Regions from separate parts of the Mus musculus genome. Here all the other regions are linked to region 1. Evidence: chromatin loops called from intact Hi-C (ENCODE). Cell type or tissue: heart. All regions are shown on one strand. Region 1 overlaps Rfx2 (regulatory factor X, 2 (influences HLA class II expression)). Region 2 overlaps Acer1 (alkaline ceramidase 1). Region 3 holds the start of Mllt1 (myeloid/lymphoid or mixed-lineage leukemia; translocated to, 1). Region 4 overlaps Mllt1 (myeloid/lymphoid or mixed-lineage leukemia; translocated to, 1). Region 5 overlaps Gm33566 (a long non-coding RNA gene). Region 6 overlaps Acsbg2 (acyl-CoA synthetase bubblegum family member 2).

Region 1 (5,000 bases):
ACAGTGTGACTGGCATGAACAGTGCTCAGCTCTCTCAACCCTGATGAATACCAAGAGGCAGGCAGTTCAGGGGCATGGAAGAGAAGAACTCAGTTCCACAGTGGGGAGGGAGACAAGATGCAGCCACCATGGCCAGCCGCTACAGTTGCCAGCATCACCTTCAGGTCCATGCTAAGCAGGGCAGCCCCCAGCACAGGTCACCAATGCCCAGTGTCACACACAGGCCACTTACTCCTGAGACCTCAGGTCACAGGGAACCAAGAGAACTTGTCTGTAGGGGAGCTGGAGTGTGGGCCCATCTGGCTGGACCTGTCCCCCTACTCAGAGCAGGGATACAAATTGCATTGGTGGGTAGGACTCAGGTGCCAGTCTTGCCACCAAGACTAACAAAGACCAACTGAGGCTTGATTCCCCCACAGCAGAGCTTAACCAAGTGGCAAGTGACAGAGTCACAGCACCCCTGGATGGGTGGATAGAGGGGTGGGGATAAAAGAGAGAGAAATTGCTTAAGGTCACAGTGAGTCAGGACAGCCAGGAACCCAGCCCAGAAATGGCTCACAGCCTCCCTGCCCTTCCTTGCCTGCCCACTTGTTGCTAGGCAACCCAAGATTTTTTTTTCCCCCTGTAAACAAAGGGCGCTTCCCCAGCAGATCCACCTGGCGCCAGGCCAGACCCCAGCGCACTGCAGCCTGTGCCTGCCTCTTGGAGTCCTTGGAGACAGCAGGAGACTGGCCACTGCAATCTGCCATCCAGCAACTCCACTTGGGCACTCTGTCAAGTTCAAGGTCAAATGCACAGACTGGATTAGAGGCTGGTCTTGGGGAGACTTGAGGCCTTCTTTTGGACCATTGACTGGCAGTATGTGGTAGAGCTGGGTCACCAGGGAACCATGAGCCAGGCTCAGAGAGGCAGGATGACAGAGTGCTCTCAGGTTCCTGAGACCCCCATAGGGGAGGAAATCAGGTGAGGACAGGTAGAGAAAGCCAGGTCCCCCCAGGAGAGAACTCAGGAGAGGCAAAGAACCAAGCAGAGAAGCAGAGGGCCAGTGAGCAAGACTCCCGTGCCCAGCAAGCTCAGCCACACCATTGCTATTGCAGTCCTTCCAGCCAGTACACACCAGAATGCACAAGCACACACACACACATTCACCCATGCAGCAAATGCATGCACATATACGTACACACACATTCGACACACCTAACTGTAGCTTATCAACCTCAGTTTGACATCTGTGGCCTTCCCTTATTGAATGACAACCTTTAACTTTTTCACTTGACTCAGATACATCCCAGCTTCTCTCTGGCTTGCCAGCCACTAGTGTCATCCCGAGGTTCAGGTGGAATGAGGAGAGGAGGGCACACTTGAACTTCAGCTCTGGGCTCCTTGACAGTTGATCCCACAACCTGGGCAGCTCCTGAGTGAGGAGGGTGGTGCATACTGTGAGGACTCAGTAGCCACAGAGGACTCCCATGCTGAGTACAGGGACAGAGAGACCCAGCCTGGGCAGGGGACATGTTCCACGTGTCCCTCAGGGCTAGTACCTGTGGGCCCACTGAACTTCCCTCATGGAAACCTCATGCACCATGCAGCAGTACCAACAACAAACCCACCAGCCATCACTGGCTGTTATCATCTCTCCCACCTGAGACCTGGGCCACCCCAGCCCATCTTAGTACTGGGACCAAAGACATGATCAACCACACCTAGTGTGTGTGTGTGTGTGTGTATGTGTGTATGTGTGTGTTTCTGTCTGTCTGTCTGTCTGTCTGTCTGTCTGTCTGTCTCTTTGTATGAATGAGGTGTCCATTGTTCAGACACGGAATGGAATGGAAGCAACTGGGTGTTACTAGATTTGTTCATTTCAGACATTCTTGTGAGTCTTTGGTGACAAGTTTTGTTTCATACAGAGCCTCCCTCACTCAGTAGTCCAGGCTGCCCTGAAACTCACCTTGTGGCCCAGGCTGGCCCATGAACTCCAGGAACACTCCCCCTGCCCCATCTCCACCTCCCATCTCACAGTCACTGAGACTCCAAGATTCTTACTGGGTTCTGGGCTCAGAACTGAGAGGTCCTTGAGCCTTTGAAGGACTCTTTGCTGACTGAGCCGTCCTCCCCTCTGTCGGATTAAAACACTGAATTTGATTTATTCATTCATCAGCTTAGTTACTCATTCCAGTGTGTGTATACACAAAAGATTTTTCTTACAGAATACTTTTTGTTTTATGTTTGTAGCCCAGGCTGGCTTTAGACTCCTCATCTTGAACTCCTTACGCTCCTGCCTCCCTCCGCTTGTGTCCTGAGCCACTCCAAGTGCCTTCCCTCTGGAAACCGCTACACTGACGCGCATCACTGTACTGCGTGGTTCTGGCTCCATCTAGTGATCACCAATGGGGCAGCACAGGCGGGTGCAGAACCCAGTGTCACCAAACAGGGATTCATCCCCTCTTCCTGTGGGCACTCTATGTCATAGGCTGTCTCCAGTGACTGTTGAGACAGGAGCTTATTGACTGAATCTGAGACCGGGGTCCTCCTGCCCCTCTCCGCTTCTGGGGCTATAGGCACAAACACCAAGCCTGCTTTTTACATGGGTTCTGTGGATTTGAACCTGGGTGGTCACTGTTGGTGCAGTGGTCGCTTTCTTCTTGGAGCTGCCCCCTGCCGCCATCAGTGATCATGGCTGCTCAGCTTCAGGGCCATGGGCTGCAGGTGTGTGACCCCCCGACACCTCACCACCACTCTCTCTGCTCTAGATCCCAGCATGCAGAACTCCGAGGGAGGAGCAGATTCGCCAGCGTCAGTGGCTCTGCGTCCTGCAGCCCAGCCCATGCCAGCCTCCCCACAGGTGACTGTGCCCGCCCTGCCATCCCGGCACTCTTTGAAAAGTGCCACCAAAGAACCATGACACAGATGAGGAGAGAACACACCCCACCAGTCAACTGGCTCTCGCTCTGGAGAGCTTCTGTGCCTAAGGAAAAATAACTGAAAAATTCAAAGTAGAGAGAAATCTTAGGATGCTCCCCAAAGCTCCATTCAACCCTCCTCCTCCTCCATCTCCTCCATTTCCTCCTCCCCCATCTCCTCCATTTCCTCCTCCCCCATCTCCTCCATTTCCTCCCCCATCTCCTCCATTTCCTCCTCCTTCTCCATCTCCTCCATCCCCTCTCCATCTTCTCCCCCATCTCCTCCATTTCCTCCTCCTCCTCCATCTCCTCCATCCCCTCTCCATCTTCTCCCCCATCTCCTCCATTTCCTCCTCCATCTCCTCCATCTCCTCCCCATCTTCTCCTCCATCTCCTCCATTTCCTCCTCCTCCATCTCCTCCATCCCCTCCCCATCTTCTCCTCCATCTCCTCCATCCCCTACCCATCTCCTCCTCCATCTCCTCCATCCCCTACCCATCTCCTCCTCCATCTCCTCCATCCCCTCCCCATCTTCTCCTCCATCTCCTCCATCCCCTACCCATCTCCTCCTCCATCTCCTTCTCCCCCTACCTCATATTAGAAATGGAGCCCGGGGTCTTGAATGTGCTTCCCACCCAGCCCAGATTCATTCTTGAGAGACGTCCACCACTGTTTTCTGTAGCCATGAGCACACCAGCCTTCAGAGTAAAGTGTGGGGCAGGACACATGGGCATGCCAGGCAAACTGAAAGGTCAGGGACACAGGCATAGGACACATACTAACTTATTTTTTCAGAGAGCCAAAGGAGGGGAAATTAACAATAGATAGGCAGTTACCTTCAGATGCTGCCCTTTGTTTCTCCTGAAATGCTGGTGATGAACCCAGTGCCTTTACACGTGTCAGAAAAGGGCTCCATCACAAAGCTGCTCACCTCGTCCACACCCCTCCAGCTCCTTACATGCTTTCTGATGTCGTGACCCTCCACTGCCCAGATCGAGCTGCCCCATCACACTCTCAGTGTTAGCAACTCTGTGCCTCTGCTTTTGTTCTGCTGATCTGTTGAAACAAGGTCTCACTATGTAACTCAAGGCTGACCTGGAACTGTCAGCAATCCCCCTGCCTCAGCCTCACCCCTTCTTCCACCCTGAATCCTGGGATTACAGCTATTTATCATCACATCCAACCCAACCCCTAGTGTTTCAGGGGATGTGTGTGTGTGTGTGTGTGTGTGTTTGTTTGTTTTTGTTTTGCTCTTGTTGTTTGAGACCACGGCTGATGGTGCCTGAGGGCAGTTTCTGCAATGCTGAAAATGCCCTGCAAACTACAGCCCTCACTCTGTAATGCACTCTTTCTTCAAGTTCTCAACTACTCTCCTGCCTCGGCTTCCCGAGTGCTGGTATTGGAGGTGTGTGCCACAATAGTGGAGGGGATGTGCTGGGTGTGGACACAGGCTACCAGGTGAAGGTGATGGAGGCCTCTGTCCCTCTCCACCTTATTGTCCTGAAGCGGCGGCTTTGACTATAGCTGGCCTGGTGGCCAGCAAGCCTCAGAGGTCCTGTTGTCCCTGCCTCCTGTACACTGGGATCATAGGAGCTTGTAGCCACACCTGGCTTTCTGTGTGGGTGCTGGGATTCGAGCTCACATCTTCATGCTGTGCAGCAAGGCCTCTTACCTAGAGCCATGTGCGCATAGCCCTTCCTGACTACCCTTTAACTGAGAAGGGATTGGCGCAATATAAAGTGAACCTCGTGAAAGTAGAAGGGTTCTTATTGTAGTCACAGAGTTAAGCCATCCTGCCTCTCTAGTTCCACAACAGTCTATCAGAGGCTCATCCCTATCAGCAGTTGCTGACCCCTTCCCTACCTTGAGTCGACTTCCTGTCTCTGGATTCACTGTGACATCTGAGCCCCATGTCCATTGGTCCTCAAGGACCCTTGATGCTGTGGTGGGAGTCAGAGCCCTGCACCTGTTCATGGTTAACTGACATTCCTGCCTAAGGACAGACACCATGTGTGTTTACACTCATCTGTTTGGATCCTTGTGATAACTGGAGCCCCCTCACCCACAGGGCCAGGCTCTGTCTTGGTCAGGACTGTATTG
Region 2 (5,000 bases), 140 kb before region 1:
GCACTGGCAGCTCTTGTAGAGGACCCAGGTTTGAGTCCCAGAACTCATGTGGCAGTCCCAGGAGATCCAACCTCCTCTCCTGGCATCTATGGGTCCTCACAGACATGGTTCTCAGATACACATTCAGGCAAACATTCACATACATAAAATAAAATAACCCACAAATGAAGTATCCTGATCTTATTTTCAGTTCACTCCTCCTTACAAGATGCCACTCTCTTTGCCTGACAGCAGACATAGAGTCCCCTACCCACCCTCTGGCAGTGGTGACAGATGCTAACTGCACGAGCACTCAGAGACATTGATATATGGTCCGAAGAAGACATTGTTGGAAGGGCTAGTGTACAGGGTGACATAGGGGAGAAGCTTCCCTCGAAAATGGCAAGATGGGTGTGCCCTTCTTGGAAACAGTGAGTCCTCCAGTTCCTTGGCTGCATGGGACAACGGAAGAAAGACAGGCTAGCTGTCGCTGCCTGGGGCGGGATCTGAAGCAACAGGGAAGGGGTTTCACAGCTTGTCCGGGAAAGGAGGACACGAGGCAGTAGGTGTCTCTGTTCCAAGTTTAAAGACAGGGCGTTTCTGTTTAGCCCAGGCTGTCCCAGACCTCTCAGTCTTCCAGCCTCAACTTCCTGGGTACTGAGGTGACAAGCATGCTTTACCTTGCCTGGCCACTCACAGGTGGGTAGCATTCTACATCTCCATGTGATTGTGACATGTGTCACAATTTGTCTGGGCATGTCATCTAGCCCCCTGCATGAAGCACTTCAAACACACAAGAATACTTTCCTATCATAGATAAGGCTCAGAGGAGGTAAATGATTTACCCAAGAACACACAGCCTGGGCTTTGCGTCAGACCTATCCTTCCTGAGAGCTCTTTGGACCCCTTGAGGGGGGTGGAACCTGGGCCTCCTAGGTCCCTTCTGTCTATTTTCTTTCTTTCTTTCTTTCTTTCTTTCTTTCTTTCTTTCTTTCTTTCTTTCTCTCTTTCCTTCTTTCTTTCTTTCAAGATTTATTTATTTATTCTATATGAGTACACCTTAGCTGTCATTAGACACACCAAAAGAGGTCATCAGATCTCATTACAGGTGGTTGTGAGCCATCATGTGGTTGCTGGGATTTGAACTCGGGACCTCTGGAAGAGCAGTCAGTGCTCTTAACCACTGAACCATCTCTCCAGCTCCCTTCTGTCTATTTTCAAACCTAGATATTCTTCAGCTGTGTCCCCTGGATGGGTTCCAGTATTAAGAGATGGTGGTGGTACTGTGAACGTATGATTTTTTTGTTTTTGTTTGTTTGTTTTTGAAACAGGGGCTCTCTGTGTAGCATTGGCTGTCCTGGAACTCTCTCTGTAAACTAGGCTGGCCCCAAACTCACAGTGATCTACCTGCCTCAGCCTTCCCAGTGCTGGGATTAAAGGAATGTGCTATCGCTGCCAGCAAACTTGGGCCTGAGGGAAAGACGTCGTGTTTGATCCCCTAAAGTTAAGAATCTCACTCAAAGAGCTTCTGAGGTAGGGGATGTGAGGAACACCTGTACTGATGGTTCTATTTGTCTTTTCCCCACATACAATGTTCCTCTGCTATGAAATCGAAGGTTATCCCAGCACTCAGGAGACTGAGGCAGGAGGATCAGGAGTTCAAGGTCACACTCAGATACACAGTGAGTTCATAGCCAGCCTGGGCTACAGGAGCCTGTCTCAAAAAAAGGAAAGAAAGAAAGAAAGAAAGAAAGAAAGAAAGAAAGAAAGAAAGAAAGAAAGAAAGAAAGAAAGAAAGAAAGATGGAAGGAAGGAAGGACAAAAGGAAGGAAAAGAAGGAAGGAAGAAGAAAAGAGAGAAAGAAAGAAAAAAATAGAAATATCACCATGAAGCCATACATGCCTGACCAGGTGTGACCTGGGAGGCTGAGGCAATAGCCTAGGCTGGCCCAGAACTCACTATGTAGCACAGGCTAGCCTCAAAATTACAGCACCCTTTTTTTTTTTTTTTTTTTTTGAGACAGGGTTTCTCTGTGTAGCCCTGGCTCTCCTGGAACTCACTCTGTAGACCAGGCTGGCCTCGAACTCAGAAACCTGCCTGCCTCTGCCCCCCAAGTGCAGGGATTAAAGGCTTGTGCCACCACTGCCCAGCCACCCTTCTATCCTAACTTCTAGGGTTCTAGATGAATAGTCATGATTTACTATACACCACTTTTATTTATTTATTTATTTATTTATTCATTTTGCAAAACCATCTATAGCTCTTATGCAGAGGAATGTCCCAGTGAGCTCAGCATCAGGGTTAACCTGGGCCAGGTCTCTCATAGTGGGCCACTGGGCTCTTCTCCAGCTAGATCACACGTTCTCAGCATCAAAGGACCCTGTGGACATTTGTGACAGTCGGAAAACTGAGAGACACAAGAATACACTGGAGATCAGAAAGCAGGGTCTCAAAAATTCTCCTGAAGGACCATCTACAAGGTCAAATAAAAAAAAATTAAATGTGATAAACGGGGAGTCAGACTCTGAGGTGTGACCAAAAGTGACCAGTAGAGGGCGCTAGCAGCAGGCACATGCAGGGAGTCAGCAGGTCCTGCAGGTTAGTGTCCCAGGCTGGACCTCTAACCAGACTAACCTTTGCATCTAGTTTCACTATTTGGAAATTGGGGGCCATGTGGCAAGAAGATGTTGGACAGATCTGACAGGATTAGTTACATGTACTGGCTAGTTTTGTGTCAACTTGACACAGCTGGAGTTATCACAGAAAAAGGAACTTAAGTTGAGGAAATGCCTCCATGAGATCCAACTGTAAGGCATTTTCTCAGTTAGTAATCAAGGGGGAAAGACCCCTTGTGGGTGGGACCATCTCTGGGCTGGTAGTCTCCGTTCTATAAGAGAGCAGGCTGAGCAAGCCAGGGGAAGCAAGCCAGTAAAGAACATCCCTCCATGGCCTCTGCATCAGCTCCTGATCCCTGACCTGCTTGAGTTCCAGTCCTAACTTCTTTCAGTGATGAACAGTAATGTGGAAATGTAAGCTGAATAAACCCTTTCCTCCCCAACTGCTTCTTGGTCATGATGTTTGTGCAGGAATAGAAACCCTGACTAAGACATTACACCTGCACCAAACCCTCAAATGGCCTTTTGCTCTTCTGTCTCCTCCTCCCTATCTCTCTCTCCTCTCCTCCACTCCCCCTTTCCATCTTTCCTTCCTTCTGTTTGAAACAGGGTTTCAGGCTGTCCCTAAACTCTCCATGTAGCTGAGGATTACTTTGAACTCCTGATCTGGATGGCTCAACTCTTAGTTTTAGTATAGGAGGTCTGTTTCCTTGGGCCTGGCATGTTATGGGCTTCTTTTATCAAAGCATGTGGGTTACTTACACACACATACAACACACCACAGAATAACAGGTAAGCCATGTGGTGGTGATGTACCCTCTGATCTCAGCACTCCGGAGGCAAAGGCAAGTAGATCTCTATGAGTTTCAGGCTGTCCTGGGCTATACAGAGAATCCCTGTCTCATAAAAAAAAAGAATGATTTATTTATCTATCTTTTTTGTTTGTTTTTGATTTTTCAGAAGAAGAAGTTTCTTTGTGTAGCCTTGACTGTCTTGGAACTAACTCTCTTTGTAGACCAGGCTAGTCTTAAACTCAAAGATCTGCCGCCCTTTGCCTCCTGAGTGCTAGGGTTAAAGGTATGTGCCATCATGACTCATTTACTTATTAGTGTGTGTGTGTGTGTGTGTGTGTGTGTGTGTGTCCCACATGCATGCAAGTGTCATGGAAGCCAAAGAGGGTGTCAGATCCTGTGGAGGCTTTGACTGAGAATGGTTCCAGTGGGATCATCGTTTGAATTCTTGGTCTCCAGTTGGTAGATTGGGAAGGATTAGGAGGCATACTCGTGTTGAAAGAGGTGTGTTGTGGTGAGAATGTTGTTTTCTTTTAACAACGTGGAAATATAAAAATGGATTCATTTTAATCCCAGGTGTGGGATATGGGGTCACTTTAGATTGTCCACAGAAGCTGACTATGATTTGCCTCGTGCTCTAGCAAGGGCATGAATTTGCCATCTGCAGATAGTTTTTGCAAGTGTGTGACACTTGGAGTTCTGGGGATTGTTTGGCCAGTTGGTAGTTGGTTGTGGTTTGTTAAGTAGTGAAGAAACAAGAAGTATTAGATATTCTGACAACAAAGATCAAACTTGCCCCAAGGAACTTGACTCCCCTAATCAGCAGGAAGTAGTCTATAGATATCATCACCTTTCCCCACCTCTACCTTCTTTTTTCTCCTACCTAGCTTTAGGAGGTTGAAAGGGTGGAAGAAGAGGAGTAGTGAAGAATGTGGGGCACATGGACCATGCTACAAAAGGAACGGACGTGGTAAGGCAGAGCATGCTCAAATCTCAGAAATCTCAAAACTGGGACCGGCAAGAGTAGAACTAGCTCCCTGCCTGTTTTTGTGCTTGCCACAAAGCATGTAACCCAATGGCCCCCAACCAGGCAGTCACAGGTAAACAGCGGTGTAACCCAGGACCTGGACTGTCTCCCCATGCTAGTGAGCTATCTCAGTACCCAAGCTTTTAGGCAACGACATTTCCCTCCCTGGATATTCCCATACCCTCCACAAAATATATAACCCTTGGGTCCCTTCTGTAAAGAAAATGTATGCGTTCAGTACCACTCCTGAATAGAAAAATTCAAACAAGATAAGATTGTTTCTGAGAGCTGCTTCATTAAAGATCTTCAGAGAAGGCCTTCTGGAGGGAGGGGGCAGTCCCAACCAGAAAGGGATCCTGAAGTGGAAATTTAAAGGTTCTTTGGAAAGTCAGTTGTGTTGGATGGTGTTTTGCTGGGGCAGACAAGTGAAGTAATATTTCCCTGAAGCAGACACAGGTGAAAGGATATTTAGCTAAGCAAACACGTGAAAGGACACATGATATTAAGAAGGAACATAAATATAACCCGACAGATGGTGATGATGCTGGATGGTGTGGTACACCTTGCCATTCCTCATTGGTCATCGTT
Region 3 (5,000 bases), 130 kb before region 1:
TTAATCCCAGCACTTGAGAGCAGAGGATTTCTGTGAGTTTCAGGCCAGCCTGGTCTACAGAGTAAGTTCCAGATCAGCCATGGCTACATAGTGAGACCCTGTCTCCAACAAGACAAAACAGAAAAGTTAAAAACTTCATATAACTAGACAGATAAATAAATAAGTAAATAACAAAGTCACTCATTAGAGATTTCAAAGTGGTGAAACCCCCCCCCCCCAATTACTTTTTCTGTTTTTATTGCTTGGGTTGGGTTTTCTCTGTCTGAAGAGCTCATTCACTGATTTTGTGCCATGAAGTGGTATAAATAAGGACTCAGGACAGGCATCGCCTTCAAAGCTTTTCTTCTGGTTATTGAGATAGGGTCTCACTCTGTAGCCCAAGATGGACCTGAGACTGCCCTGCCTCAGCCTCCAGAGTACTGGTTGAATTGTGTTCCTGGCTTTGCTCCCATTCCACACTAAGTCCATCCCTCCCCAGATTCAGCCCTTACCATCTCACTTCCTGTCTTTGAATCTGACTGCTCTGGGGACCTCCCGGGAGTGGGATCCTGCAGTGTGTATCCTGTGTTTCATGTCACTGAGCAGATGCCAGAACGTCCTTCGTTTGTCTGCGGATAGTCTAGTATATTCTTTTACACTACACTTTTAAATACATCAACACTTGGGCCATTTCCCCATTCAATCTTGAAGTTGTTTTTGTCTTTGTTTTTTAATTTTTGTTTAGGGTGTGGGAGTGCCAGTCATAGCACATAAAGAGTCCATTCTCTCCACTTTAATTTGGGTTCTGGAGGACAAGATCCAGGTCCTTGGCTTATCTCTACAAGACATTATGCAGAAACCGTTCCCTGCCAGCTCTCTTCAGAACCAGACCGTCGGGGGCCTCTCCTCAGTTACATCCGTTTACCTGATCTAGTCTTTCTGAACGATGAGTGAGCCTCAGTCATCGTTAGGGCTAGTTAAACCACTGGTGGCATAGCACCTTTACTCCATGAACAAGGGAGGGCTTTCTCACCACTATCTTGAGGTCACAGTCTTACTGCCTCCACCTCCAAGTGTAGGGGCTTGGTCTGGTACTGCTTGTATTTAGGTGCTAAATTCTGTATCCCAAGGTCTAGTTGCCCCCAAGGAGGAGATCCTCACATACCCCAAGTGATGCTACGTATGTAACCTAGCCTCCCAAGTCAATTAGTCAATAAAAGGCTAAAGCCTGTGACTGGGCAATAGATAGAGGTAGGCAGGTTTTCAGTTACCTGGCTGGAGGTTGCAGGTAGAGAAAGGAGACTAAGAAAGACAGGGAAACTGGAGGAGGCCGCCACGAGAGGAGATGGACCATAAGCATGTGGCCAGGAAAAACAGCACGTCACAAGGGACACATGGGCAGGGATGTAAGTTAGAATAGCTCCAAACTAGTTCCAAACTAGAATAGCTGCACAACCTAGACTTACGGTTTGTAAATAAAATACCTGGATTGTGTGTGTGTCTTTTATTCAGGTTAGCAAAAATTTGTATTGCCTTTTATATCCAAGTTCTAGGATGATAGACATGTATCTCTGCACTTGGCTTATAGAGTCTTGAGGCTAGAACCCAGGGCTTCATCGTTCTAGCAGAGTGCTCTACCAATTATGCCCCAGCCTTGGCCTTCAAGTAAAAAAGTGAAAACAGAGCTGTGGGTGTAGTTCAATGGCGGGAGCCCTGAGTTCAATCCCCAGTTGTCAGTATCCACAGTCTACGGTTGACTACTGACTACCGTTCCTTTCCCTGCGTTGAATGAATGAGACCGCTGATCATTTAGAATGGCTCCGTTTCAGATGTGCACTGTAACAACCACAGAAAGAAGAACCACCTCCGACAAGTTTTTTTGTTTGTTTTTGTTTTTTAAAAGCTTACATTTTAAATGGTGCGTGTCTGTGTGCGAGCGCTAGCACCTGTGTGCAGTGCTTGAGAAGGCCAGAAGAGGTCACTGAAGTCACAGGCTGGTTTTTTACAGATGCACAACCCTAGCCTTTGCAAGGAGAAGTGGGCTGAACCCGCTGGCTTTACAGGATCCAGACCGGTAAACTAACCACCGGCGCTGTCACGCAGGAGCACCGAACATCGCCAGCGCTCCCTCCCTCCGCAGGGCTCGAACTTAAACTCTTAGGGCCTTTTTAGGGACGTCCCCTCTAGAGCCGCTCCCGGGGCGCAGTGCGCAGGCACCGCGCCACGGCCTGGCCCAACCCCTCCACGTGCGGCGCACACCTCGCGCCGCTCAGCAGAGCTCGCCTCGCGCCTCCTTCACTCCCTCCGCCCGCCCCCCTGCGGCGCCGGCTTTCTATTGGCTGACGGCTTCGTCGTTCTGACTGTCGCCCGGCGGGCCCCCACCAGCCCGGAAGTCCCGCCCCACGCGCGGGTCTCTGGCCTTCTGACAGGCTCGGAGGCTTGTCCATCGGCGAGGCCGGGCCCGAGTCGGCGGCTGGGGGCCCGCGGTCGCTGAGCCGCCCGGGCTGGCGGCGGTTTCCGGTTCAGCGCGGCTGGCGGGCGGGCGGGCGGCCCGGAACGGCGGCGGCGGCGGTGCGGCCCCCGACAGACAATGAGAGCGGCGGGGCGTTGCTGAGCGGCGGCAGCGAGAGCGACGCGGGCCCGGGGGCGGGGCGGGCGCCAGTCATGGACAATCAGGTAAGAAGCCTCCGCCCGGGACTGGCCTCCCGCTGCCCTGCGCGGCGTTGTGGCCGGCCCTGCGCGCACACCGCCCCGTGGGCACCGAGTTTGCGCGCGCCCACCCGGATGGGCCCTTCTCCAGCCACTGCGACCCCGGGGCGTCCTTCCCCCATCGCCATCTCGGGATGCCCCTCCTCCACTGTGACCCACGTACCCCTCCCCCATCGCGACCCCAGGTCTGGTGCAGAACCCTTTGGGATCTAACTCAGCACCCCAGTGCCACCCACTCCACACTGGGGAATTCTCTGCCAGCGTAGTGTATCCACACCGCCGCGGCATCTTGAGGGACTCAGCCTGGCTCAGAGCCCCGTGAGACACCCCTTAGAATCCCGGAGTACCCCCTGGGCATCATACAGGAGCTCAGGGCTTCAACACCTTAGGAACTCCATCTCATTCCAGAGTCCCCGGAGGCGCCCCTTAGGAATCCAGTTTACACACAGACTCCTGAAGTGTTTATCAGGATCCCAGGGATTTAGCGCCCTGGGCATCATCACAGCCTGGAACCCTTTGGGATTCCCCTTAGAGCCTTGGTACTACCTTAGCACCCTGGGGATCTCCCGCCTGGTCCACAGCTCTCCAGGAAGACTTTTGGAATCCTATAGCCACTCACAGCACCATGGGGATCCCGTCCTGGCCCCACATCCCCTGGGAAATCATTTAGAATCCCAGTAGAGAATGGAACCCATTGGGATTACAAAGCCACCCAGTCTAGCCGGGAACTCACGTCCCTTATGAATCCAAATCTAGCCAGACTCCCTTCAGAACTCCAGTACACCCCACAGCTCCTGGCATCCTTGTATGGCCCAGAATCTTTGGAAACATGTCTCAGAACTTAAGTGGGTCTTCCAGCCCCTGTGGTCCCTAGCATGAATCAGACTCTGTGGAGAGTCTACACAGAGTCCCCACAGACAGGGCTAGTAACTTTAGGATGCCCCCCCTACATATCCTCTTAGATGCTACACCACCCCAAATAGGGCCTGAGCCTCAATCTTTTTTTGGAAGATTCCTTCTTCCTGGGCCCATGACCCCAAATCTCCCCAAACTCCAGGGAATACCCCCCCCCCAACCAGGTGCTAGCTTCAGGTCTGTTTTGAATGCTCTCTGCCCAGCCACACCCTCTCTCCATCTAAGACACTCACTTCAGTTCACTTTTCCCAGCCTCTTGGGTAGCCTGCCTCCTCTACCTCTTCCCCTCATGTCACCCAGCTCTGTACCATGTGAGCTCCTCCCCATCTTCTTTAGATTCCCCTCACCCAGGGTCACATCCTCCCCCTTCCCTTCCAAAGACGGAACTTCCAGGGGTACCAGTCCTGGGAAGGTGTGGGGCTGTGGGGGTGGCAGCTGATGGCTTCCTCTGCTGTTGGTAAGGGCAGGTTGGGTCATCCCTAGCTGCTGGCACCATGGAGGCGGCTTTGTCTAGTTTGGCCATGTGGCTGTTAGTTTCAGATACATCGGTAGGGACCTCCTGTGTGTCCCACTATCTATGACCTAGGACCACTGGGGCAGGTAGCAGGCATAGCTTTTTTGTCCCTGGTGTGCCTGACTTGCTGCTAGTGAATAGGCTGATTTGCAAGCCTGCTTGCTACCTGGGCTCTTCATTAGTTGAACCACACAAAAAGTCCCTGTTCTTCGGCACCCTCTGCACTCCAAAACTCAGGAGTCCATGTCCTCAATAGAATCCCCAGAGATTGGAGACCATTCCCTCTGTGGTGTCCTGGGTGGCTGTCACTTTGTGGCTGTGATGCTGAGGAAAGGCAGCAATCTCAGGGACAGTGGGGAACAGGATTTGCTCAGGTGTAAGACCCCCAAGAGCTGCTGGTGCTCAGCTGTGTTTGTGGCTGCTTTTAGGTTTCAGCCAAGTAGATGAAAAGTTGAGTCCTTATCATAGGAGCACCTGCTAAATGCTGAGCAGCCATCATGACTGAGTACCCGGCCATACCAGAGGGTAATGGATAGGACCCTGGCACTAGAAGGTGTTGGTGTGCCTTTCCTTCCCGGCCAGCTCAGGAGACCCCTGCGGGGAGTGGAGGGCTGGCCCTCAGAGATGTGATTGTCCTCAAAGGACTGAGGGTGTGCAGGGTAGAGTCCGAGCCTCTCTCCACCATGGGGTTGCCATGAACAGATATGTATGTGCCTTACTGGGAAGCAGTGTGCTCGTTTGGGTGCTAGCCCTGCGTGCCTTCCCTGTCCCGGTCTCGTGTTTCCCTCTGACTCTGAGGCTGGTGCAGAGGCCAGCACAGAAGCAGTAGTTTTTACTCTGGGCTTCCCATTTTCTCTATGAGCAGGAAGGCCAGGAAAGTGTC
Region 4 (5,000 bases), 89 kb before region 1:
CACCGTGAGCGGCCGCGCAAGGACTCAGAGAGCAGGAGTTGCTCCAAGGAGCCGGAGCGTGAGCCCAAGAGTGCCAAGGATGCTGCACGCAAGCTGCCCAAGGAGGAGAAGGCCCCAGTGCCCAAGGCTGCCTTCAAGGAGCCCAAGATGGCCCTAAAGGAAACCAAGCTGGAGAGCCTGTCCCCCAAGGGGGTGCCCCAGCCTCCTACCCTGCCCAAGGCCTCCAGCAAGAGGCCAGCTGCCACGGACTCACCGAAGCTCAGCGCCAAAAAGCCTAAAAAGAGTGGGTCAAAGGGGACACGGCGTGCACCAGGCACCTCACCCCGAGCTTCCTCCTTTCCTGACAAGAAGGTGGCCAGGGACAAGAACAGCAAAGGTGACAAGGGGAAGGCAGAGAGTGAGCCTCGGGAGGCCAAGCGGACTCTGCAGACTGAAGACTCAAACTCAGAGGATGAGGCCTCCTTCCGGTCAGAGGTGAGCAGGGGGTGGTGGCTGTCCCTTTGCCAGGCTGCTGTCTCCCCTGGGTCAGCTCTCTCCTGCCCATGCAGTGGTAGCTGGGGTCCCTGGATGGTATGGGCCTTGTAGCACTTGAGTTAACAGCTCTAGCCCTCATGCTCCTCAGTGGATGGGCAGCTTTGGTGACTAGGTAGACACTGCTGACTCTTGAAGATTAACCAGAGAGTTCATCCCTCTGTGTTCTCCCTTTCCCGGTGGGCCTTGGGCCTACTCCCCATCAGGAAGGTACGGGATGGCCACTGAACAGTACAGAGCTCTCTTTCCTGTCTCTGCACAAGGCAAGGTATAGGGTGCAGTTGGCCAACTCCTAGAGAATTGCCTGCCTGTGTCAGGGCCCTGGGTAAGAAGCTTTGAAGATGCTCTTGGGGCTATCCTGAACTGGTTTGGGGTCGAGAGCTCTGTAACCTAGTGCTCCTGCCACTGTGCTTATTGGGTGCTAGTGACTTCCCACAGTTCTCAGCGAGAGCAGAACTGTGAGTAGCTTCCAGCGCTCATCACTGGAGCTATCTGGGCTCCGGGCCTATGTCTTGAAACACTGGGCTGCCAGGTTTGACCTCTGCTTCTCCTCCCCCAGGCGCCAGGACAGGGCTCTTATGCAGCTGGGGAACCAGCCCTTCCTGAGAGCTGTGCACGGATGTTTTGTCCCAGGCAAGGACAGTGTATGGGCACTTCCTCTCCCGGTGCCACTGCCTCCAGGCTAGAGCCGAGTGCAGGCTGAACAGTCAGAGCACTGCCTCAGCTGCTGGGGCAAGAGACAGGCAGCCCTGAGGAGGGAGCAGCTGCTGCTGGAAGCTTGCTGGCCTTGCCGCTCTCCTCTGCACTGCGGTCCACACCCCAGGCCCTTCTGGTTCCTGGACCATTCAGTCCTAGCCACCGAGGGCCATGGGAGAAGTGTGGTAGCTGTAGTGCTATGGGTGCCTGCTGGTCACCTCCTGGGCCTCTCTAATGAGAAATGTTTCCAGATTCCATTAGTCCTTGCCCCTCAGGTCACTGTAGAGACGGTGGCAAGTGGTGTGCAGACCACCACAAGCCCACTGAGGCTCCTGGTTTGTGCCTGAGCCTAGTAGGTAGGACATTGATCCAAGCAGGGACCTGTAGAGCCACTCCCATATAGGTAGGGAAATTGAGGCTTGAATCTAGAGCCTGCCCTGACCTGGAGCAATGCCAGATAGCAGCCGTTTTTCATCACTTTGTGCCCAGGGAAAACTAAGAGGTTGGGTGTGTGCAAGGGAGGGTGCCTTGGCTCCAGGACTGGTCTGTGAGGTTCTACCCTGAGAACTTCACAGTGGGCAGACTTATGGGTGCCTAGGGCAGGTTCCCTCAGCACTCCCGCTGACCAGTAGGAAGGTAGTGAGAAGAAGCCATACACACACAGCTGGGCTCCAGTGGGCTGGGCTCCAGTGAGCCCTGCATAGGGCAGTTTCTTCCTTCAGTCTGGAATGTTCCCTCCCAGGCAGGCCGCTTTGCCCAAGCTAAAGTCTTTTGTAGGCAAGCACTTCCCTATCCCTTGTTCTGGGCAGGGCTGAGGGCTGACTAGCTCTGGATCCTGGGCTCTCCCACAGTGGGCATGTCCTATTCCCACCCGACCCTGTGACCCGGGGAAGAGAAGGGCTGTAGCCACTCTGCCCCAGGGCTAAGCTCAGCTGTCCCTGCTGCTTGTTCGCATCCCACCTGCTGGTATCTGTAACAACTGTGTGTGTGTCATGGCCACATCCCCAACACCATGTGTAACACACATGCTACAGCACACACCACACACAGTGCACACACTGCACTTCACACACCACATGTCATGCGCACACAAACGCACACGCACACACACACACCTGCCTCCCAGTATTCACTGAAGGGCTCACTCACACAGTGGAAGCCTCCTGCCTTGTGTGATGTCCAGGCTGTCACTGCCCCCTGGTGGCTAAGTTCATCCCTGTGCAGCTACAGGAAGACCAGTTAAGGTGTGCCCTGCTCCATGGTGTTTGTGGCAGACAGTCCTGCCATCACTCCTGTGCGGCTGGTGGGTGGTGGTGAGGCTTGGGTAGGATTTGGGCTTTTGGTCATTGTCTGAACCCCCAGTAAGGCAGGCAGCTTTACTGAGAATTCTGTGTTTCCTGTCTTCACCAGCCTCAGGCTCTATGTGAGCTGGGGCAGAAGGCTATCCTGGGTGCCTTGAACTGTTTGGCCCCTTCATTACCCCCTCCTCTGACCTGCAAGATGACAATCTCTTCTTTCCCTCTTGTGCTGCCCTGGCGTGGGCTGAAGTCGGCCCAGTCAAGCCCAGCTAATGCCAGCTCCAGCTCTGACTCCAGCTCTGACTCAGACTTTGAGCCGTCTCAGAACCACAGCCAAGGTGGGTCCGAAGGGGAGCTGGAGCTGGTAGAAGGGGTAGAGGTAGGAGACACAGGAGTGGAGGCAAGGCAGTAGGCCTGGCCTAGGGAGGAGCACAAATGAGCCAGGGAGAGGATCAGGCTAGGTCTGGTCTGCCTGTTGCTTCAGAAAGACTGAGCCTGGGTTTGCACCCCTGGGCTGAGTGCCCCTGGGCCAGACCCTCCTTTGGGCTGGCATTCCTTTCCCCTGTGCTGACCTCAACACCCAGGAGGCAGTAGAGGCCCACGCTGTCAGCTCCTGGTGGTCTAGGATTTGTAAATGGCAAGTACTTGTGCTCGCCCAGAAGCCTGCTCAGTCCCTGGGGTTCAAAGACCTGCAGCTATAGAAACCTACTTCCTTCTGATAGACTCACTCAGCAGTGCAGGCCCACCCTGTGCCAGCCCATCAAATGGCAGCCTGTGTGCTGGGCCTGGCTACTCTAGTGGTTCTCCCCAGGGAGGGACTGGAAACTAGGCTGGCTACTGTAACCAGCCTCAGAGGAACCTTTGCCTGCCTCCCATGGTGTCAGCCTTTTCGGGGGGCAGGAGCTTGGCTGGGGGATGGCATTCTTGAAGCCTATACTCTCCAAGGTTTTTATCTGCTGGATAGGGAACCAGCTGAATCGACATCATGTGACCAAGGTAATTGAGGGCTTTGTGTCCCTCTGTTGCCTTGGCAACAGGAATATAAACCAAGATGCCATCTGTAGGGGACTGGAACTGGGTGCCTCTGGAGAAAAGGGAGGACGGTGGACCAGAGCACCATGTAGGGCTACTGAAATACTGGGCATCCTCACAGAGGGGTGCAGGCTGTGCGGGGACTCTGGTCCTTGCTGGCCCACTTGGGTTCTGAGCCTTTGGCTGCTGTGATGGAGGGATCTTACAGGCCACTAGCAGACCAGGAACCTGAAGCCTATGAGGAAGGCCAGGAAGGTAGGGGTGGGGAACCTGCTGTTGGCCAGAGGGACCCCACAGGTGGTGATGAGTCTGGGGTGGCCCTGGGGGAGGCAGCCAGAGGCTCAGCTCTCCCCTCCATTTGCCCTCAGGACCCCTGCGCTCCATGGTGGAGGACCTGCAGTCTGAGGGCTCTGATGAGGATGACTCATCGTCAGGAGAGGAGAACACCGGCAAGGCCAACCCAGGCCGGGAGTCCAGGTGTGTGGGCAGCACTGCTAGGGCGGGCTCGGGGACTGGGAGTTGGCCAGGCTTTCCTTTTCAGCATGGCCTTCGCTGGCATCCACACTACACTGTAGAGTAAGGTTAGCTACCTGTGGGAAGCTGGACATGACAGGAATCCTGGAGGATGGGAGTCAGCTTCCCATGCTAGCCAGGGTAGGGGAGTTGTAGGCTTCTCCCAGGTCCTTACCCCAGGTCCCCAGAATGGGACATCTAGGGGGTCTCTCTTTCTAGGCCTCCAATAAGCTGAACACTAGGCTGTGACAGGCAGAGCTAGAGATGGATAGCACCCCAGGGCTCCATTGGCCCTGCTGTAGAGTAGTGTGCTTACGAGTTCACTGCAGGTAGAGTACACACACACACACACACACGCACACACGCACGCACACACGAGGTGCTGGCATGCTCCCTAAGGAGGTCCAAGGTCCAGCATCCCCAGCTGTTGAGCACAGAGAGAGGCAAAAGCGAGGGGAAGCTGAGGTTGTGCTTGCCTGGTAACAGTCTGACCTAGAGCCTGGCTTGCAGCCACAGAGCAGGAGCCCTGGATATAAAACCAACTGACTGTGGGAGCTGAGGGAGGAAGTGCCCTGGTGGCTGGCTTAATGGGTAAAGTCACTTGCCACCAGTCCTGAGGAACCTAGGTTTGACCCCAAAGCCCACATGGTGCAAGAACTAACGCTGGAGCCAGTTAGCGTGTCAGGAGACTACTGTGTTGCAATGCTTACCTGGGGTCCCCAAGAGCTTCTTGCACATTCACTGAGCTTATGGAGCTAAGAGTCGGGGGTGGGGGTTGACTACTCAGACCTGCTGGTGCAGTGTGATTCAGTAATCCTACCCACTGTGGGCTAAGCACATCTGACACTCGGGTACCCGGGCTGCACATCATTCTGTGTAACCCTTGTACAACCTGCTTTGCAGGACTACAGCAGGGTCTGAGGCTTGCCC
Region 5 (5,000 bases), 360 kb before region 1:
TCTTACCTCATGCAGGTGCCTGGCAAGTATCGGGCTATGAGGAAGCCGCGGGACACTGCTCCAGGGGTGGGGGAGCACAGTCTGAGGTCTTGGGGTCAGCCAGAGCTGTCTCGTGGGTCCCTGGGTCTGCAGGAAGGCTCAGGCCATCTGGTTCTCAGGCTCTTGAGCACCAGGTAAGGTTGTGCCCATACCCTGACAATAGGAAAATGAGGAGAGGTAGGTCCCCAAAACTTTGACAAGATCAAGTTAGTGGTCCTGGTGTCCAGGAGAAAGGAGATGGGCCATCCGGATATTGTAATGACTACTCAGGGCTCCCTGTCAGAGATGACAGAGCCCAGGCCAAAGCAGTCCAATCCCCTTCGTTCATTCATTGCCTCAGAAGTCTGCTGGAGGGTGACCTGGGTCTGATGTCCCCGCTCTGTGGGGAAGGGAAGCAGACAGGAGTCAACAGCCAATGTTCCTATTTTTTTTAACTTTTTATTAATTCTTTGTGAATTTCACATCATGCATCCTAATCCCTCTTATCTCCCCCATCCCTTTGTATCTGTCCTCTGCCCTTGCAGCCTCATATGTGTGTGTGTGTGTATACACACATATATATGTGTGTGTGTGTGTGTGTTTGTGTGTGTGTGTATGCTATAGTGTGTCCCACAGTATTCCCTTTTGCCCACACATATTTACTTGCAAATGTTCACTACAGTGAGTCATTGGTCTGGTTCCAAGGCTTCTGCTACACTATCAATACTGTATCCTCACTGGGATTCCTCTCAGATGCTCTGTTGTTGCCCTGTGTCATGGAGATCCTGCAGCTTTGGATCTGCAGGACTGGCCCAGCAGTTCATGGCATAGTTGATGGGGTGGGCCAACTCATAGCCCTGGATCTGAGTCTGAGTGGGAGCTGAGTTGGTCAGCCCTCCAGCTCTCCCACACCCACACCGTGAGTAAGCACGTGTTCTCCAGCACTGCCCCACCTAACCCACCCAATGCTGCCGCCAGCGAGGGGTAGGGCCAGCTCTCCTGCTCTCCTGACCTCTAGCCAGTCCATCCAATACCACATGACCAGGGAAAAGCTCTGCCATGCTGCCCAGGAAAGGAGCAGGGCCTGCTCTCCCAAGTGCTGCAGTAGGTGAGGGGCAGGGCCAGCTCTCCCACTCTCATGACCTCCAGGCCAGCTTTTCTGCCTACCACAAGCATCTCTCCCTCACCCAAGTCACTACATGGCAGTAGTAATAGGGCCAGCTCTAGAGATAGCACACACTTTGGACATGGCCAGAAGAGCCTTCAGGGGTTAGAGAAGGCCAGGACCAGTGACTTTCCTGAACACATTTGAAGCAGTGACTCGGTGTACACTCGCATGCCTTTAATCCCAGCACTTGGGAGGCAGAGGCAGGCGGATTTCTAAGTTCAAGGCCAGCCTGGTCTACAGAGTGAGTTCCAGGACAGCCAGGGCTACACAGAGAAACCTGTCTCGAAGAAAAAAAAAAAAAAAAAAAAAAAAAACCTGAACCAAGATGGAGAGCAGTACAGGAAGATACCCAGCATTGACCTATAGCTGTACATGCACATAACCATTCACCCCAAACACAAGAACACATGCACACATTCGTCTGCACACATACACACATACACAGAACCAAGATGGAGAGCAGTACAGGAAGATACCCAGCATTGACCTATAGCTGTACATGCACATAACCATGCACCCCAAACACAAGAACACATGCACACATTTGTCTGCACACATACACACACATGTATATGCAAATGCATGCATACCAACACACTAAGACTTTCTGGTTGGGTGGGTGGGTAAGTGGTTGGTTAGTTGGTTGGTTGAATGGATGGATGGATGGATGGATGGATGGATGGATGGATGGTTTTACAAGACAGGGTTTCTCTATATAGCCCTGGCTGTCCTGGAACTCACTCTGTAGATTAGGTTGGCCTTGAACTCAGATCCACACTAAGACATTTTTTAATAGAAGCTGGTAAGGGAGGAAGGGAATGCGCTTGGATGTGGCCGGCAGGTGGCGCTGCTGGACGGAGCATTTGCAGAATGCCTGGCTGGGAATGGGGCTTGCTTGCTGCGCTCCCAAAGTTCTCTCTCTTTGGTGTCTGCTGGGAACAGCTCTCCCTGTCACAGACAGAGCTGCTGTAGGCCGTTGAGCTCCCTGCTGGGACAAACAGTGCCGGTTGTTGTCATCTTGTCAACAAAAGGGGACACCTATGAGGGTTGGAAAACCCACACCCTCCCTTGGGCAATGGAAAGAAAAAAACGGCTACAGTCACCCCACTGATTCCAGTGTTCCTGGTTCCACTGCTTATATTAAGGCCATTGCTCTGCCTTCCTGCCATCCCACCTCCCTGCCTCCCCGCTTCCCCTCCCCCACCCCCTCCCCCACCCCCTCCCCCACCCACCCCCCACCCCTAATGACAGGCACCCTGGAGCTGCAAGCCTGAATAAGCTTTCCTCCCTTTGGTTGCGCTTTCTCAGGGACTTTGTCACAGCATCAAGACTCCACCCTCTAAAACCGAGGTCCTCAGCCTATGAGTCTCGGACCTCTTTGGGGGTCGAACAACCCTTTCTCAAGGGTCACATATCAGATATTTATATTATGATTCATCACAGAAGTAGAATTACAGTTATGAAGTAGCAACAAAATAATTTTATGGTTGGAGGGTCACGGCAACACGAGGAGCTATATTAAAGGGTCCTAGCATTAGGAGGGTTGAGGACCACTGCTCGGAACCAACCCATAAATAAGCCTCTCCCTACGCAGCCCTCCTTAAGGATCAGGCCTCAAATGTTCCCCCAAACCTTACGTGTTCTTTCTGGGCCAGCAAGAAAGCACAGCAGGTAAAAACAGCTGCCCACCAAACCTGACAGCCTGAGCTCCATTCGGAGGACCCACTTGGTGGGAGGAGAGAGGCACACACATACTGCTGCTGCACATATGTATTCCCATGCCACACACACCAATACGTAAATGTTTCTTCCAATGGCTGTGAGTTCATTCTCCATATCCCATTTTATCTCCACCAAAAATTAGGCCACAAGTCACTTAATAAGGTACTCTGCTCTTGCAGCTAATCTGGCTGAGTTGTTTTAAGGCTAAAAGCCCACAGCCTCCAGTTAGCATCTCAAAGTGACACAACAGGAGGCTAGAGAAGTTGAAGTATGGGGGGGGGGGGGGGAGAAGGGAAGGGGGACTTACCCCTGTCCTTTGTTCTCAGTACTGGTACAACTCTCAGAGCATGCGTTCACATGGTAAAAAGATCACTGCAGGTCTGCACATAAATTCAGTCATAAATTGAATAAGAGGTTATAACAGAGAATGCACACGTATATATACACTAGGATCTGGCTTAACTTTCACCATTGGTTACTAGCTTGCAGTGTCATGGAAAATTTAAGGCTGTAACTAAGCCATCCTTGAAGTTTTGTTTAGACAAACCCAATCAATACCTTATCTCCTGTTTGTGCACCTAGGGTCCTGTGGTATATATCTTCTTTATAACCTTTAGTGGTTTCTGTAGCCCTAAGTTTTAGAAGTGTGCTGTTATCTCAGAAGCAATTAAGCAGTCCTGTTATAAAAGGGACTCAAACATATCTCTCTCTCTGGGTTGTCATTCTGAACAATGGTACCCTAGCATGCTGGATGTTTCTGGAAAATAAATGTTCTTTGTCTTTGCATGCTATCTGAGTGTGGAATCTTCCTTCAGCAATCTTCGGACCCTTACATCTGTGAGAGCTGAGGGTGGTGACACACATCTGAACTCAGCCCTCAGGACACCCAGGCAGGTTGGTAAGTTCCAGGCATCTGCGCTCCTGAAGGCTTGGTACCCACTGCAGCAGTTTCCATTGTGGGGTCCTGGGAAACAATTGGATGTCACCATTGTCAGTCAGGGCTTAAGGGACTGAGGATGGCCAAAAACTAGGGAGAAGGTACTAGTTAGAATAAATAGGTTATAAAGGGGAGGCACCTTTAAAGTCAACAGTCTGTCCCTTCTGTCTGTCTGCTCCTCTTACCCCTCCCCACCTTACCCCTTCCCACCTCCCCCCAACCCCCCTCACTCTCCCTCCTCCCCTTCCTCACATGCTCCCCACAACACAAACCTCTCTCTCTTTCCTGACAGTCTGCACATGAGCAGTTCTAGCCAGAGGCTTCATCGTCCAGTGAGCCTAAAAGCAACCAAGACCAACTAGCAACCATGGACTGGACCTCAAAACCACAAGCAAAATCATGCCTTCCCTGGTTTTAGGGTATTTTTGCTAAGTCAGTGGAAAGCTGATAAAGTTTGTCAATTGACTTGTCTTCTGATACGGCACTTAAGAAAACTTTAGTAGCATAATCTAAAAAGCAGCTGCTGCTGTCCGCCTCCAGTGTCTCAGCCCATCACTGGGAGCTCACCAGGACTCATGCTGCAGTTGGTCATCTATCTGCAGGCTGCACTATACTTTCTAAAGTGTATTTTATCAAATGTATATTAAACCTCTTTTTTTTTTTTTTTTTTGAGATCTCTATGTATCCCAGGCTGGCCTCAAACTCATAATCCTCCTGTCTCAGCCTTCCAAGATTTAAGATGACAATTAAAAAACAAAAACAAAAACAAAACAAAACAAACAAAACAGTGTGGTCTACCATGCCCAGCAAAATACTTTTTTTTTTTTTCTGAGACAGGCTTTTCTCTGTTGTAGCCTTGGATGTCCTAGAACTTGCTCTGTAGACCAAGTTGGCCTTGAACTCACAGTGATCCATCCTCTTGCTTCTGCCTCCAGAGTTCTGGGATTAAAGGTATGTTCCACCACTGCCTGGAGTTAAATACTTTCTTAAATATATATTTTATGTGTAAGATATAGCCTGCTTCTGTGTGTGTGTGTGTGTGTGTGTGTGTGCAGGTTAGCCCACCTAGCTTGTAAATTTCCAGGGCTTCTCCTGTCTCTACTTCCCATGTCCTCACAGGGACTCTAGGATTACAGATACAAGCAATATACATAT
Region 6 (5,000 bases), 50 kb before region 1:
GGATTAATACATGTTCTTTAAACCTTATTTTTAACTGCCAAGGGGAAAACTGCATGTATGTATTTGCATGTTTTGTCTTTTTGAGACAGGCCCATGTTCTTTATCATATTTATTTATAACTTAGTATATATTTTTTCTCTTTATTTTTACTAATCTTATCGCAGTAACGTATGACTTATGTTAGGAATATATATATGTGTGTGTATATATATATATATATATATATATATATTGTCAGGGTCTGTGGGAAGGTCAGACAGGTTGCCTCTCTTCCACCATGTGGGTCCTAGGGAGCAAACTCAGGTCACCCATCAGGCTTGAGCTATCTGCTCAGTGCTACAACCTAATAGGTGTTGTTGTTGTTGTTGTTGTTTGTTTGTTTGTTTTTGTTTGGTTTGGTTTTTCAAGACAGGGTTTCTCTGTATAGCCCTAGGCTATCCTGGAACGAACTCTGTAGACCAGTCTGGTCTTGAACTCAGAAATCCACCTGCCTCTGCCTCCCAAGTGCTGGGATTAAAGGCATGCGCCACCACTGCTTGGCTCAACCTAATAGTTTTAATCAAGACAATTAACAGTTATCTTTAAAAACAAGCAAAACAAACAAACACCACCACCACCAACAACAACAACAACAAACCAAACCCAATTGCCATACCTCTAATCCCACCCAGCACTTGGCAGCTAGAGTCAGGAGGATTACAGTGAGATCAAGTTGATATACATTGAGACAAGTCAGGCATGATGGCCCTCAGGAGACAGAGGCAGCCTGGCCGATCTGGTCTACATAGAGAGAGACTCTGTCTCAAACAAACAAATATAAAATGAAGATATTAAACTTTTCAGAGATAACACTTAAGACCTAACTTCCGCACAATTTCTGAATGTACAACTCATTATTTTAATATTATACTTATGTCTAAGTCATTAATAGGTTTGTCTGTCATAGTGATGCAGATTTAGGCCAGATCAGAGCAGACGAAAAGCTGATAAATGTAGGGTTTGTTTGTTTTTTTAAAAGATTTCTTTACTTATTATTATACATAAGTGCACTGTCACTGTCTTCAGACACACCAGAAGAGGGCATCAGATCTCATTACAGGTGGTTATGAGCCACCATGTGGCTGCTGGGAATTGAACTCAGGACCTTCGGAAAAGCAGTCAGTGCTCTTACCCACTGAGCCATCTCACCAGCCAATAAATGCAGATTTAATTGGCACAAGTCTTGGGTGGGTTCACCAGCCCCATTGTCTGGGGCTGCTGCAGTCATGCACATGGGCTAAGACAGGGAGGTTTTATAGTTCCCAGGTGAGGGCTGATGGGGTGTCAGCCAGGAGCTGGAGGAAGTGATAATATCTTTAGTATAAATTTAGCAGTGAAATAATTGGTAGCTGTATTTCTTTAACCTTATGCTATCCGCCTATAACCACACATAAAAACATTTATTTATTTAAAACTGCACCTCAATAGCTGAACAGTTAGATGATCTATCTTTACTTTCTGTGCTCATCTGGCTACCTCCATCCCCATCCCAGGATACTGGCATGTTAGTGTTGATCTGACTCTTTGGGCTTCAGGTGTGTTTCAGCGATCTCTCTCTCTCTCCGTACCTCTTCCTTGTAGCTCCAAACCTCCATCCTCCTTGCTGATCTGAGTCTCCCTCTCTCTTTCCTCTGGCTGGCAGATCTCCCGTCCTAGTCTCCTATTCTGCCCAGCCATTGGGTGATCAGCATGTATTAACAAGGCTGAGAATAAATGGTAAGAATTGTTCACACAATGTTGAGAAGGGAGATTCTTAACATAAGCATTACCATACCGTTCAATCTGTCCTGACTAAAACGAGATGTGAGGGCAGAGAAAATCAGCATTTGAATAACACAAGGGTTAATTTTACACTGTGTGAAGAATGTTTCGCTTACAAGCTGGGGTTGTGCCTGAGTATGGTCAGAAGCTGGGCTCCTCCTGGGCGGGCACTTGAGTGGCCTGCCGTATCAGAACAGCTAGTTACATCGGCTGCCAGAAATGCGGAACTGAGCTTTTGGCTCAGAGCTTTTCAGTGAAAGATGGGTTGGGGGAAAGAGGGCAGATAGGGTTTCCCAGCTTGTGCAGGGGCAAGCAGCAGGCTCCAACCAAACAGTCATAATGTATTATAATTTTATTTTTGGCTATTTTTAGCTACATGTATTAAGATTTGTAAATGTTTCCTCTAGCTGCTGGGTCTTTCAGGCACCAGATCACAAGCACCGGTCATTTGAGGTCTTGTGTCACTACAGCAACAGTATCCTAAGTCTTGGATCACTTTAAAATTCATCTTTGAAGCAAGGCTGGGGACACAGGCCTGCCATCCTAACTACTAGGAAGGTTGAGCCAGGCCTGTTTAAGGCCAGCATGAGCAACTATTAAGACCCTCTACTAAAATAAATAGGCCTGGGGGTGTGGCTCAGAATAATAGCACTGCTGCCTAGAAACCCCCAGTGAGGGGCTGGGGTGTGGCTGTCTGGTGTCTCCTTGCCTAGTGTGTGATTCTTGGTTCAACCTTAAGGATGTGTTTCAAGGGGAAAGAAAAAACAAAAACCTCCTTAGAGGTATCCTTACCACATTCTTCAGTCTTGAGACTGTTGAGTTTGGGGCAGAGGATGGAAGCGATAGTCCTAGAGCAGTGGTTCTGGCCTCCAGCCACTAGGTGGCAGCAGCATCCTCCCCATAGTAACTGGCAAGTCAATAAATAGGTTATGCCACGATCCCTATGGATGAGAGTGCCTCTCAGTGGGGACACCGACTGGGGATGATTCTGTTACATACCATGGCATCCACCTACTCTGCAATGGATTAGAGACCCTATAAAATTTCAGTGGAGATAGATATGGATACGTACCCCAGGCTAGTCTTGAATTCGTAGCCCAGGCTAGCCTAAAACTTGATAGCAACCTGCCTAGGCCTCCTGTGTGATGGGATTTAGTCTTGCCAGTCTTAGGATTCAGTGTAGGGATGGAACCCTCTTGTTAGGCCCAGTGCCCCAGTCCTCTCAGCTGCCCCCTTTGAACCTAAAAGATGCCATTGCTTTCACACAACAAAAGCCCAACCCAAATGTCTTGAGCCAGAGAGGTCATTTGTCAGTCTCTTTACAGCTCAGAATGTGGGCTTCACACAGGGCTGCAACCAGGAGTTCCCACCCTCTGGGTGTTTTGTCACTAATCTCCTGGCTCTTCAGACCCCTCCCATTCCCACCAATGATCCTGTGGCCACATCTGTAGTGACAAGTCTAGGCAATAGGAAATCTTCATGTGCTGCTAACTTCTTCATCTTCACTGCGACTGAAGTCATATGCCCCAAATTCTGGCTAATCACTGGCACCTAGACTGATGAAAAATACTTGGCTTCATCCAATCAGGGATGACTTCTTGGGCAGGGGTGGAGTCAGAGCCATCTAGTTGGCAACTCAGAAGTTGGGGAAGCCATGAGACTTGAACTCAGGAAAGGGATGAGAGCTCTTTTCAAGGGCCAGTACCTCCTGGAGGGGCCAGCCTTCAAGAGGACTTGGCAGGTAAAGTGGCTTGCTGACAAACCTGGTGACCTGGAGCTTGGTCCGGGGAACTCACACAATCAGTGGAAGGAGAGAGCTGACTTCTATACATGATTCCCAAATAAGTAATTAAATTTAAGTCTAAAAATCTTCTGTTTAAGCTATTTGAGGGACAGGCTTTTGTTATTTACAGCTGGTATTGTCTTTAAGGATTGCAGATACACTAGAGGGCTGGGTCAGGAGAGAGCAGCTGCTTGCCCAAGACCACAGCACAGTCAGTCAGTCACTTTTTGGGACTACCCAAAGAAAGGGCTAGCTTTCTGCATTATAGAAAAGGCCTGTCTGAGCTCACAGGCCCATCAGTGCACAGGCAGTGGTCAGAAGCTAGCCAGGGTGGAACGGGGCATTTCTGAGAGCTCTCCCAACCCTTGGTCCTTCTGCCAACCTCCGCTGGCAACCTGCCTTGGGGTGAGCCCACTGGAGTCAGGGTGAGTCAGGCTAGAGTCTGAGCACGAGCCAGCTGGGTCCCCACCCTCTACCCACCTTCCCATCCACAGTGGAATGACTTCATGGAGCTAGGGAATGACATCCCAAATATCCAGCTGGATCGGGTCATCCTGAGCCAGAAGGCCAACCAGTGTGCTGTCATCCTCTACACCTCTGGGACCACAGGGACCCCCAAAGGCGTGCTGCTGAGCCATGACAATGTAAGCGGGGGCCCTCTGGAGCAGCTCTTACCTGGGCTCCCTCTGAGCCCCCAAACAGGCAACCAGAGGCATGTGTAAGGTCTATATGGGTCGAGAACCAGACAGTTGGTGGATCTGGGAGTTTGGGTGTAGACCTGGGTCCAGAGCAAAACTGGGCAAGGACAAGGAAGCTGGCAGCACCATGCCTCAGTTTCCCTGTCTGTGAAATGGGAATTGGTTTCGTGGTTTTCTATCTGGTGTGTTTGTGTGAATGTGTTTCTCTCTCTCTCTCTCTCTCTCTCTCTCTCTCTCTCTGTTTCTCTGTCTCTCTCTGTGTACACGTGTATGTGTGTGTGTATAGGCCAGAGACAACCTTGGCTCTGGTCCCTCAGGGGTATCTATCTAGGATTCTTTGAGATAGGGTCTCTCAATGGCCTGGCCCTCAGTAATCTGGGCAGGCAGGCTGGCTGCCCACCTGGACCACCTCTCCAATGCCGGGCTACTAAGGCATGCCACCACACGAACTCTGAGAACTGGCTCTCAGGTACTGTGCAGAGTAAGCATTTTACCCAAGACATTTCACCGGCCTGGTTGGTTCATTTTGTTTTGATTCAGTTGTTTGTTTTGAAACAGGCTGTCACATAGCGCACACTGGCCTCAAACTTGTGGTGTAGCCCGAGATGACCTTGAACTCCTGATCCCTCTGCCTCGGCCTCCTGAGTGCTGGGATGATAGCTTGCTTGTGAGAACACTTGTGTGCAGACGTCTGGAGGCCCACACTTGCCACTGCTGTC

What was found. Peaks named below come from ENCODE experiments on the same cell type or tissue, not always from the same donor. Only the 100,000 strongest peaks of a DNase experiment are listed, where the experiment ranks them.
Region 2: it touches region 1 in a loop (5-fold over the local background); 15 of 42 quality-filtered maps call a loop at or near these places.
Region 3: it touches region 1 in a loop (2.5-fold over the local background); 11 of 42 quality-filtered maps call a loop at or near these places.
Region 4: a loop joins it to region 1, with 5 times the contacts of the local background. A loop is called at or near these places in 5 of 42 quality-filtered maps.
Region 5: a loop joins it to region 1, with 8 times the contacts of the local background. A loop is called at or near these places in 14 of 42 quality-filtered maps.
Region 6: it touches region 1 in a loop (5-fold over the local background); 21 of 42 quality-filtered maps call a loop at or near these places.

Annotation. Positions count from the first base shown.
Region 1 is chr17:56,806,076-56,811,075 of GRCm38, reverse strand. Rfx2 (regulatory factor X, 2 (influences HLA class II expression)) reads left to right here. Exons shown (of 17, transcript NM_009056.2): 2 at 2,751-2,842. The coding sequence starts at 2,759. Among named protein-coding and RNA genes, the nearest start is that of Gm41604, 15 kb to the right of the region's middle. In heart, a CTCF peak has its summit at 2,378 (motif pointing left); DNase peaks (open chromatin) are centred at 645 and 2,385; H3K4me3 peaks cover 357 bases; H3K27ac peaks cover 1,647 bases; H3K27me3 peaks cover 1,214 bases.
Region 2 is chr17:56,948,657-56,953,656 of GRCm38, reverse strand. It overlaps Acer1 (alkaline ceramidase 1), which reads left to right. Exons shown (of 6, transcript NM_175731.4): 6 at 1-167. Among named protein-coding and RNA genes, the nearest start is that of Mllt1, 16 kb to the right of the region's middle. In heart, a CTCF peak has its summit at 2,528 (motif pointing right); no DNase peak of the experiment used is centred here; H3K27me3 peaks cover 897 bases.
Region 3 is chr17:56,932,918-56,937,917 of GRCm38, reverse strand. It overlaps Mllt1 (myeloid/lymphoid or mixed-lineage leukemia; translocated to, 1), which reads left to right and starts at 2,530. Exons shown (of 12, transcript NM_022328.2): 1 at 2,530-2,655. The coding sequence starts at 2,644. In heart, a CTCF peak has its summit at 1,951 (motif pointing right); a DNase peak (open chromatin) is centred at 2,387; H3K4me3 peaks cover 2,518 bases; H3K27ac peaks cover 1,852 bases.
Region 4 is chr17:56,895,243-56,900,242 of GRCm38, reverse strand. It overlaps Mllt1 (myeloid/lymphoid or mixed-lineage leukemia; translocated to, 1), which reads left to right. Exons shown (of 12, transcript NM_022328.2): 6 at 1-474; 7 at 2,776-2,863; 8 at 3,926-4,034. Among named protein-coding and RNA genes, the nearest start is that of Acsbg3, 22 kb to the right of the region's middle. In heart, a CTCF peak has its summit at 2,434 (motif pointing left); a DNase peak (open chromatin) is centred at 2,417.
Region 5 is chr17:57,164,286-57,169,285 of GRCm38, reverse strand. It overlaps Gm33566 (a long non-coding RNA gene), which reads right to left. Exons shown (of 7, transcript XR_876893.3): 2 at 4,118-4,183; 3 at 3,742-3,872; 4 at 3,216-3,288; 5 at 1,928-2,174; 6 at 7-192. Among named protein-coding and RNA genes, the nearest start is that of Cd70, 17 kb to the right of the region's middle. In heart, a CTCF peak has its summit at 2,025 (motif pointing right); a DNase peak (open chromatin) is centred at 2,075; H3K4me3 peaks cover 366 bases.
Region 6 is chr17:56,856,106-56,861,105 of GRCm38, reverse strand. It overlaps Acsbg2 (acyl-CoA synthetase bubblegum family member 2), which reads left to right. Exons shown (of 15, transcript NM_001039114.1): 7 at 4,078-4,227. Among named protein-coding and RNA genes, the nearest start is that of Acsbg2, 16 kb to the left of the region's middle. In heart, a CTCF peak has its summit at 2,679 (motif pointing right); a DNase peak (open chromatin) is centred at 2,715; H3K27ac peaks cover 1,089 bases.